2 separate regions of the Homo sapiens genome follow, and region 1 is linked to region 2. A link is an interaction called in ENCODE POLR2A ChIA-PET data of the cell type or tissue named here. Cell type or tissue: B cell. All regions are shown on one strand. Each heading gives the region's core, and the rest is flanking DNA. Links, peaks and the distances in the headings are about the cores only. Region 1 has its middle 280 kb from the start of CXCR4. Region 2 has its middle 85 kb from the start of CXCR4.

The links. Peaks named below come from ENCODE experiments on the same cell type or tissue, not always from the same donor. Only the 100,000 strongest peaks of a DNase experiment are listed, where the experiment ranks them.
Region 1: POLR2A ChIA-PET joins it to region 2 with 5 read pairs; 4 of 35 experiments call an interaction of 5 or more read pairs at or near these places.

The regions. Positions count from the first base shown.
Region 1 is chr2:136,392,769-136,398,146 of GRCh38, forward strand. No RefSeq gene overlaps it. Among named protein-coding and RNA genes, the nearest start is that of CXCR4, 280 kb to the left of the region's middle. In B cell, for the core only: no CTCF peak of the experiment used is centred there; a DNase peak (open chromatin) is centred at 2,073; H3K27ac peaks cover 793 bases.
Region 2 is chr2:136,200,556-136,205,933 of GRCh38, forward strand. It overlaps the pseudogene HNRNPKP2. Among named protein-coding and RNA genes, the nearest start is that of CXCR4, 85 kb to the left of the region's middle. In B cell, for the core only: no CTCF peak of the experiment used is centred there; no DNase peak of the experiment used is centred there.

The DNA.
Region 1 (5,378 bases), core at 176-5,175, 190 kb after region 2:
GGGGGATGCTTCCAGGTTATAGGTAGATTTAAAAATTTGCTTTTGGCAATTAATTGAAAAAGTTCTTATCAGTAGAAAGGAATGTCTGGATTATAAGGGATTGTGGAGACCAAAGTTGTATCATGCAAATGAAGCCTCCAGGTAGCAGGCTTCAGAGAGAAAAGATTATAAATGTTTCTTATAAGACTTAAGGTCTGTGTTGATGTTTAATGCTGGTCGGCTTTTCCTGAATTCCAAAAGGGAGGAGGGCATAATGAGGCATGTCTGACTCTCCCTTCCCATCATGGCCTGAACCAGTGAACCAGTCTTTCAGGTTAACTTGAGTGCCCAGGCCAAGAGGAAGGAGTCTATTCAGATGACTGTGGGGTTGGGGCAGGGGGCTTGCTTAGAATTTTATTTTTGGTTTACAATAATTGCTAATGACATTATTATTATTTTTTTTGGAAGGCGTGCTCTTTCTGTTTTGGAGTAGATTTCCTGACTGTCAGTGACCTCTGAGTCCTTCTGCATGTTGTCATTACAACTGGGTGTGGTGTCTCTCCATAGAGAGGCTGTCCTCATAACCTTCAGAGAGGAATTCGGAAGCCTTTGTCAGCAATACTCAACTGAGTCTCAACCTGTCCCTTTTTAAAAATTCGATAACTCTCTGGATTTCCTAATATACTATTCTCCTACCTCAGTGACATGTGCAATAAATAATGCATTCTGGTAATTTTAGAAAATCATTTTATTTCCAGGCACTTGTCTGGAGTCAATCAATATTTATACTTATTCAAGGTTTTTTTTATTAGGAAAAGTTTTTTTTTTTCTTCCTATGCATGTTTGACCTTGTGTCAAATAACATTTTTCTCCAGTGTAAAACCTCCAAAACAATGCCCAGCCATGAAGATTGTCAGCCACACCCCTTCTCACTAATGAGGAACTGCTGAGGGAAATAAGCCCTGATCCCATGTTTCATTTTGACTAGCTCTTCACACTTGACTCTAGTTCAGGAAATTGGACTATGGACTAGTCTTCCATCTCTAGTCCAATGCCAGCGCAATTCTATTAGCAACATTTTTAGTACTGGGAGTGGGAGTTTATAAAGACCCAGGGTGATTAAAAATAAATTTGGGTTGAAATAACTAACTTGTTTCAGTGACCCCCTTTCTCCACGCCAAAATTTAATATTAATTTTAAAAAGTTCAGACCCTGCACCATTATCCCAGGTGTATCTTGACTCTGACAGAAAAGCACTGAAGGCTAGCCTTGAGGAGTTTGTCTGGGTGTGGAGTGTGGGGATGAAGGCCCTGGAGTGTGAAGGTCCGGGTTCTAGGCTGCTTCTGCTATTGGTTGGCCCTGTGACAGGGGAAGTCACTCAATTTTTCCGTGTTTCAGTTTCCTTGTCAGTCAAATGAAGATGCTGGCTCTGTAATTCTGGGTCAGTCTGCAGGCAGCTAGTCCACAAGGATAATGACTGTATTCCTTTTTGTACCAGCACTGTGCTGGGTGCCAAGGACATAACAATGGAGACTCGCTGCCCCAAAGTACCAATGCAAGACACATGTGTGCTCGGCCCTCAGTCCCCAAGCACGGTGTGCCACGGTGATGGGCTTGGGGTCTAGGTCACCAGGTCAACCTTCTCCTCCACACTGCATGAGTTTAACTTTGCCTGGGCTCTCTCTCCCGCTAACTGACTTTACCCCAAAGCAGATTGTAGGAGAACTTCTAAAAGCATTGGCTCTTGAAGGTGAGGAAGCAAGCAGAGCTTAGCTCTCCATCCTCCCTGAGAGGCCTTGACACTCCTCTTCTGCCTGGGACAGTGTTGGGTCCCCAGGGCTCACATGGGGAGGAAGTAGAAGCCAGTGCCTCAAAGGGCCCAGGCACTGTGGGCCTCCTCAAGTTATGGAACTAAGATAATGTGCTGTGCCTGCTCAGAAAAGCAGCTTTTCTTACTGAAAAAAAAAAAAAAAATTCTGCTTTGCCTTACCAGGTAAAAAGAACAGCAGTTAGGAAGTCCTCAAAGCACACTGGAGGAACAGAAAGTACAGGGGGGTTGAGGGTAGAGAGTCTGGGAGGCCACATTCAGACACTGTCTGTTACCCTAAGATAGTGGTTTTCAAATGTTATTGAGCACCAGAATCACCTGTAGGGCTTGTTCAAACGTAAACTAATTGTTTCTGATGCAATAGGTCTGGGCATAGCCTGAGAATGTGCCTTTCCAGCAAGCTCCCAGCTGATGCTGATTCTGCTTTGTGACTAGCTGTGCTTAAGGGGAGCGGCTTGAAGGGAGTACAATCTTAATGAGTGAAATATTGTATCAACTAACATTTTCCATGGAATGTTAATAAGCCATGACAAAAACCCTGGGTATGGATTGACTACAATAGAAAATTCTATGCCAGTGAGACTTTAGAATGGTGTTTCTCAAGTGTGATTTGCAAACCACCTTCATCAGTCAGAGGGCCTTGCTACTCAAAATGTGGTTCCCAGACCAGCAGGATGGATGTCACCTGCATGTGTTAGAAATGCAGAATCTCAGGCCCCACTCCACACCTACTGTACCAGAACATCGATTTTAACAAGATTTCTGTTACAGGTTGAGAAGCATTGCTCCAGGGTTTCTCAGATGTGTTTCTAGAGTGGGTGTCTTTTGGGTTTGGGTTGGGGAGGTGAAATATATGATTATTATAATCCAGAGTCATTGCACACTAGCTCAGCCTAGATGTTAGCCTGGGTGTGACCCTGGGTGGGCAATGGCTCAAGCCTTCATAGAGCATCCATTCCTGGAAACAACGCATACAGGAAGGTAGGGTGTTTCAATGTGTATGTCATCTGTCTATTTTGACAGCGTATTTTTGAAGATCAATATGCAATTGTTCTTCCTTAGCTTCTATGTGGCAGATAAACCTTGTCATTTCTGGGAAGAAGAGATCATGGCTAAAGTGGAGGAACAGGAAGAGGAGGAAGCACTCCATACCAGGCTGCTTCTGCCATTGGTTGGTCCTGTGATAGGGGAAGTCTCAATTTTTCCATGTTTCAGTTTCCTTGTCAGTCAAATGGCTCTGTAATTCTGGGTCAGTCTGCAGGCAGCTAGTCCATATGAATAATGACTGTATTCCTCCGTTATGTACAGTCTAAGCACAATTCCCTGTCTCACATTTCTCAGGGTATTGGGGGTGAATGAAATAAAAAAATATGGCAGGGTCTTTGTCCTATAAAACATCACTAATAGTATTTTTCCAAAAGACCTAGAACATTTAAAAATGATTTTATTGAGATAAATTCAAATACCACACAATTCACCTGTTTAAAGTGTAGAGTTCAATTGTATTTAGTATCTTCACAGAGTTGTGCAACCATCACCGCAATCTAAGCTTAGAACATTTTTATCACCCCCCCAACCCCCCCGCCGCCAAAAAACCCCTACCCACTAGCAATCACTCCCCGTCGCTCTCCTCCAACCAGCCCTGGGCAGTCACTGGTCTACTTTCTGTCTTTATAGATTTGCCTATTCTGGATATTTCATATAAACAGAATCATACAATGTGGCCTTTTGTGACTGACTTCTTTCACTTATATACTATTTTCAAAGTTCATTCATGTTGTAGCATGTATCAGTACTTCATTTTTTAAATAATAGCTATATGGTATAGTTTTTACGTTTGGTGTAACTTATATGTGTAGTTTTTACATTTAGGTCTATGATCCATTTTGAGCTAATTTTGTATATGATGTGAGGAAGGGGTCTAACTTCATTCTTTCACATGTGGATATCCAGTTGTCCCAGCAATACTTGTTGAAGGCTATTCTTTACCCATCTAATTGGTTTGGCACCTAGATAAGTTATTTTTTATTTTATTTTATTTATTTTGTTGAGACAGTGTCTCATTCTTGTTGCCCAGGCTAGGGCGTAGTGGCATGATCTTGGCTTAATGGAACATCTGCCTCCTGGTTTCAAGTGATTCTCCTGCCTCAGCATCCCAAATAGCTGGGATTACAGGCATGTGCCATCATGCCTGGCTAATTTTTGTATTTTTAGTAGAGATGGGGTTTTGCCATGTTGGCCAGACTGGTCTCAAACTTCTGATCTCAAATGATTCACCCGCCTCAGCCTCTCAAAGTGCTGAGATTACAGGCATGAGCTGCCACACCTGGCCCTAAACAAGTTATTTTTAAAAGCCTAGCTCTATATTAGACTCACCTGGGGGATGTTAAAAATATATCCATGTCTGGGCCCCTCCTCAGTTAATTAAATCAGAATCCCCAGTGACTCTAACGTACAGTCAGGGTTGAGAAACACGTGCCTAGGGTATGGCTCTCAAATGTGGTTTCCAGATTAGCAGCATTGGCTACACCTGGAAATCTGTTAGAAATGCAGGTTCTTAGGACCCTCCTCACGCTTGCTGGAATCAGAAATGCTAGGGGGTAGAGCTGAGCAATCTGTTTTAGTAAGTCCTTCAGGTGATTCTGGTTTACACTTAAGTTTGAGAACCATTGGCCCTGACCAGTGTTTTGCTTTAAGTGATAACAAGATGCTCTGTGGCATCAGACTCACCTGTGAGCTTTATGCTCCTGTACTTATAGAGGGCCCGGAGGGCGGAAGAACCAACGGCCCCTGCCTTGGGTCCTTTGAAGTCCGGTGTCTCCTGCTACCCATGCTGTGCTTGTGATCCTTTCTCTTCCTGGGCTGAAAGCCGTGTCTGCAGAATGGGCACATGTCCTGCTCCTCCTGCCTTTCCTTGTGGGGCTAGTGACTGCCCTGAACAAGATGTGGCTTTTATCCTCAAGGAGCTCTCAGCCTAGCTTTAGGGGACTCCTGTGACTAGTGTTGGTTGATCTTCTCACCCACCCAACTTGCTCCACTCGTCATAGATGAATGTATTTAATTCATACCACAGGAGGTTCAGTCTTCCCGTAGACTCTGGGATTTCAGAGAGGATGAAGGTAAGGAAAAAAAATTACTGTCAGTGCCACACTGATTCGGGCTGCATTCCTAGGGTGCAGAAGCCCCAGGCTCCTGTTGTATTCTCTGTGCCCAAATCCTAACCTTGTGCCACACATTCAGCACCTGTCCACACTCTTGCTTGGAACCTTACTCCTGCCTTTCTGCCCAGATTCCCTAATTGTCTTGAAGCCCAGACCCAGTGGTTTCAAGGGCTTGCAAACAAGCCGACAGATCTCCCCGCCTTTGCTCAGCCTGCCCCGGTGTCTGTGATAAGAAGGGCCTGGCACACCTCTAGCATGTCAGGTGCCCCCAGGTGTGTTTGCCTGGCTCCCATCCCATTGGCCCCACCGCTGGTGTGAGCCCTGGCTCTGACCTTACTCATGTGTCCTGCTTCTGAACCAGATCCCCTTCCTTCCAAGATTATCAGCATTTACAGATACGTTGTGCTGTT
Region 2 (5,378 bases), core at 154-5,153:
AGAACTGAAGTGTTCTTGGTCGGATCAACAACTGACACCCCAGTGCTGCAGTAGCTGCTTGAGGCCACCATCCCTCTGACGCCGTGCTTGTGTGTCTTTTCTTGAGAAATTTCTAATTAAATTTTTCCTCCACTTTTAAATCAGATTATTAGATTATTTCCTATAGAGTTGTTTGATTACTTTTTAATTTCTTTTTCAAATTGTTCACTATTGGTATATAGAAATGTTACTGATTTTCATATGCTGATATTGTATCCTGCAACTTTACTGAATTTATCAGTTCTAATAGTTTTTTGGTGGATTCTTTAGGTTTTTCCAAACATAAGCTCAAATCATTTGGAAACAAAGATAATTTGACTCCTTCCTTTCCAATTTGGATGCCTTTTCTTGCTTTCTCTTATCTGATTTCTCTAGCTAGGACTTTCAGTATTATGTCGAATAATAGTGGTGAAAGTGGGCATCTCTGTTATCTTCCAGAGCTTAGAGGAAAGGCTTTCAGTTTTTCCCTATTCAGTATGATACTAGCTGGTGGTCTGTCATATATGGCTTTTATTATGATGAGGCATGCTCCTTCTATACCCAGTTTTTAGAGGGTTTTTATTATGAAGAGAGTTGAGCTTTATTAAATGCTTTTTAAGCATCAATTGAAATGACTATATGGTTTTTGTCCTTCATTCTGATGATATGATGTATCATGTTGATTGATTTGTGGATGTTGAACCATTTTTGCATCCCAGGGATGAATCCCATTTGGTAATAATGAATGAACTTTTTAATATGTTGTTGAATTCAGTTTGCTAGTATTTTGTTGAGAATATTTGCACCAATATTCATCAGAGATATTGGCCTGTAGTTTTTTTTGTTTTGTTTTTTTTTTTAATGTATCTTTGTCTGGTTTTGGTATTAGGGTATTACTGGCCTCATAGAATGAGTTTGAAGGTAGTCCCTCTTCCTCTATTTTTCAGAATAGTTTGAGTAGGATTGGTATAAGTTCTTCTTTAAATATTTGGTAGAATTCAGCAGTGAAGCCATCTGGTCCAAGGCTTCTCTTTACTGGGTGACTTTTTAGTACAGCTTCAATCTCATTACTTGTTATTCATCTGTTCAAGTTTTGGATTTCTTTCTGGTTCAATCTTGGTGGGTTGTACGTTTTAGGAATTTGTCCATTTCTTCTAGATTTTCTGATTTATTGGGATATAGTTGATCCTTTAAATTTCTGCAGTATCAGTTGTATATCTCCTTTTTTATTTCTGATTTTATTTGGATCTTCTCTCTTTTTTTCTTCATTAGCCTGGCTAAAGGTTTGTCAGCGGTTTTTTGTTTTTTTTTTCGCAGTTGCAAGATTTAATAGAGTGAAATAGAGTGAAAACAGCTCCCATACAAAGGGAGGGGACTCAAAGAGGGTAGCCATTGCCGGCTCGAATGCCTGGGTTTATATCCCAATCATTGTCCCTCCCGCTGTGCTCTCAGGCAATAGATGATTGGCTATTTCTTTACTTCCTCCTTTTGCCTAATTAGCATTTTAGTGAGCTCTCTGATTGGTTGGGTGTGAGCTAAATTGCAAGCCCCATGTTTAAAGGTGGATGTGGTCACCTTCCCAGCTAGGCTTAGGGATTCTTAGTCAGCCTAGGAAATCCAGCTAGTCCTGCCTCTTAGTACCCCCTCTCAACAGGAAAACCTAAGTGCTATTGGGGAGGTTGGCCGATGACCACTCTAACTGCTTCCTGCTAAATTGGGGCATAGTAGGGGCTGTGCAGTTGAGATTTCCTCGGGAGGGGTGCCTTCGATGTCTTTAACATCAAAGCATGGGCTAGCAGGCTGGTCCAGGGGTCTGCAGTAGATCTTAGTCATGGACTGCATCTGGGGCTCCATTTGAAGAATCATTTGTAGTTTTACAGCTTCGATTCTGGAAGAGACAAACTTAACAAGGAGGTTAAAGATACAGGGTCCAAAGAGGAGTAGCAATATTATAGCTGCTAGAGGTCCTAAGAAGGGGAGAATCCAGGGCATCCATTGGCTGAGGAGGCCCCAGGGTCCCGTGTTTTGAAGCTCCTCTGCTCTACGTTGTATTCTATCTCGAATTTCTTTAACTTTCTCGGTGATGATTCCAGATTGATTAACATAATAACAGCATTCTTCCCCTAAAAATAAACAGGTTCCCCCTCTTTTGGCGGTTAGCAAGTCTAAAGCTCTTCGATTTTGAAGGACTACTGCTGCTAGGGAGTTAAGTTGATCTTGCAAGGTGACCAGGGATTCGGTGACCCGTTCCATGTCACCATTTAGTTCTTGAGATAGTTTGTAGTAGAACTGAGTAGAGGTTGTGATACTGCCAATTAGTCCACCTAGTACTCCTGCTCCGATAACAAAAGGAAGAATGGGTACTCTTTTGTTGCGGGGCTTAGGTATGACATGATTGTATAAATCTTGTTCAGTGTAGATGGTCATAGGGGACAGTAAGAATGAGAGGAAACACACAGATTCTGAAGAGCCATTCAAACAACGATAAGCTGAGGTACCACAGACAAAAAATATTCCTAAGGGTAGGCAGACTATTCGTGTGGGAGGAGTTACCCACCTGATGGATTGGGAGTTGGTTGTGTCTATAGTATTGCTAAATTTTACACAGGTGAGGTCAGGATCAGTCAAAGGAACCTCTAAAAGATCCCCTTGAGTGGCATAGGTTTTAGCAATTACTTATTGGCAGTTATGTTTTATCTTTTCTTCACTGTCTGGAAGAAATGTGGCTGGGTTAAGAGTTGCACAAGTGCACAGTTGCAGCACTGGCCCTTCAACAGAGCCTGATATTTGTCAGTTTTAACTTTCAAAAAACAAACTCTTTGTTTCATTGATATTTTATATCATTTTCTTTATTTCATTCATTCTGCTCTGATCTTTTTTTTTTTTTTTTTTTTTGAGACAGTGTCATGCTTTGTCACCCAGGCTGGAGCGCAGTGGTGTGATCTCAGCTCACTGCAGCATTGACCTCCTAGACTCAGGTGATCCTCCTGCCTCAGCCCCCCAAGTAGCTGGGACTGCAGGCATAGGCCGCCATGCCTGGATATATATATATACTTTTTTTGAATTTTTTGTAGAGACAGTGTTTCGCCATGTTGTCCAGGCTGGACTTGAACTCCTGAGCTCAAGTGATCTGCTGTCTCAGCCTCCCAAAGTGCTAGGATTACAGGCATGAACCACCATGCCCAGCCTTTTCTTAATTCTATATAACATGCTTATGCTACAAATTTTTTATATTATATTTTATTTATTGTTTTCCTAGATTTAGAAAGTATTCTACTACTTTTAATGTCTCCCAGTTTCCCTCATTGCATTATTTTGATAGTTATATTGTAGTGTTAGTCACATCAATATTAATATTCCTTTCACTGTGATTATATCAACATTATTTATAGCAGAGCCAAATAATGTACTACAGTTACAATTCCTTCTGTTTTGTGAATGTTGTATTTCCCCTGTAGTTAATAATTACCCTTTTTTTTCTTGGTATTGATATCTGTGACTAATATGTCCCTAAAGTCTTTACCAGAGTTTTAAAAGATCTCTCAACATTGTTGAAACTCTCAGATAATTTATCAGTCTTAGCTTCTTTTTGAAAGACATTTTTTTCTGGAACCTTATTTCTTTTATTTTTAATTTTTTAATTTTTTGAGACAGAGTCTTGCTCTGTTACCCAGGCTGGAGTGCAATGGCGCAATCTCAGCTCACTGCAACCTCTGCTTCCTGGGTTCAAGCGATTCTCTTGCCTCAGCCTCCCGAGTAGCTGGGATTACAGGCGCGTGCCACCATGCCCAGCTATTTTTTTTTTGTATTTTTAGTAGAGACGGGGTTTGGCCATGTTGGCCAGGCTGGTCTGTAACTCCTGGCCTCAAGTAACCCACGCACCTCGGTCTCCCAAAGTGCTGGAATTATAGGCATGAGCCACCATGCCTGGCCCTGGAACCTTATTTCTATCTGATTTCTTCTCAGGTATATTGAGATTTCTCTTCATCATTATGTTTGGAATTCACTGGGCTTTTTCTCCTAAAGGTCTTGTGTTAGTTCAGGCTGCTGTAACAAAGTACTTTCGACTGGGTAATTTATAAGCAATAGGAATTTATTGCTCACAGTTCTGCGGGCTGGGAAGTTCAAGATCAAGGCACAAACAGATTTGGTGTCTAATGGGGGCCCATTCCTCATGGATGGCACCTTCTATGTGTTCTCACATGGCAGAAGGGCAAAAGAGGCAAAAAACCTTCCTCAGGCCTCTTTTATAAGGACACTAATCCCATTTATGAGGGCTCCACCTCTTAATAACAACACACTGGGGGACTGGGTTTCAGCATACGAATTTTGGAGAAACACAAACATTCAGACCATAGCAGATCCTTTATCTTTCTCTTTCTTGGTTTATCCCAGTGGTGTGCTGGTACATGTAACAACCACCTGGGGGTCAGGGAGGGTTGAGGGGGATGGGAAGCCCTAGTTCGTAGTGTTTGCTGATTTCTGTGGTATCAATAGTCCCATCATGGCTGGTTTTAAGTGACCAATGTGATGTCACTAAACTCAGAGTTGAAAAGAGATAATCTTGGGTGCTGGCCTGAGCCAGCTACAGCACACCACTGGGTTACTCCCTTATTTTGATGGAACACATCTACTACTTCCTGAAAAAGGGTACATGGGAAGTAAATGTTTTGAAAACTTCACTTTTTTTTTGGAAAATGACTTTTTAAACTTTCACACTCAATTGACTTTGTCTTGATATTAAAATCTAGCTGGGGAATAGTTTTCACTCAGAACTTTGGGAGTGTTGCTCCATTTTCTTCGAGTTTCCAGTGTTGCTGGTGAGAACTCTGGTGCCATCCTGGCCTCATCCTTTTTATCTTATTTTCCTTCTCTGGAAGCCTTTAGAATCTTCTCTTCATCCCTGATTATATACAATTTCATGATGACGGATTCCCTGCCACTTACAGTTCTATATCCTTAGCAGATCCTTTTCATTCAGGAAGCTCATGTCCTTCAGGTCTGAGGAACTTTATTCAATTTCTTTAATGGTTTCCTCTCTTTCATTCTCTCTCTTTTTTGCTAGAATTCCTGTTTGTTGGATATTGGATCTCTTGCTTTGATCATCTAATTTTCTCTTTCTCTCTCAATTGCTGAGAGGTTTTCTCAACTGTATTCCGGAACTTCTGTGTAATATTAGGCACTCCTGTCAGAGTGCTGACACTTGGGTTTGGGGCTGTGTCATACATCTGTGTTTCCTCCAGAGTGTCTGCCTGGCACAGTGCTTGACTGGATGGAGAGGCAGAATCAGCAAAGGATTTTTGATCCAGATGAACCTGGTCTTGAATCGCAGATCAGCAAAAAATCATTTCACTTCCCGG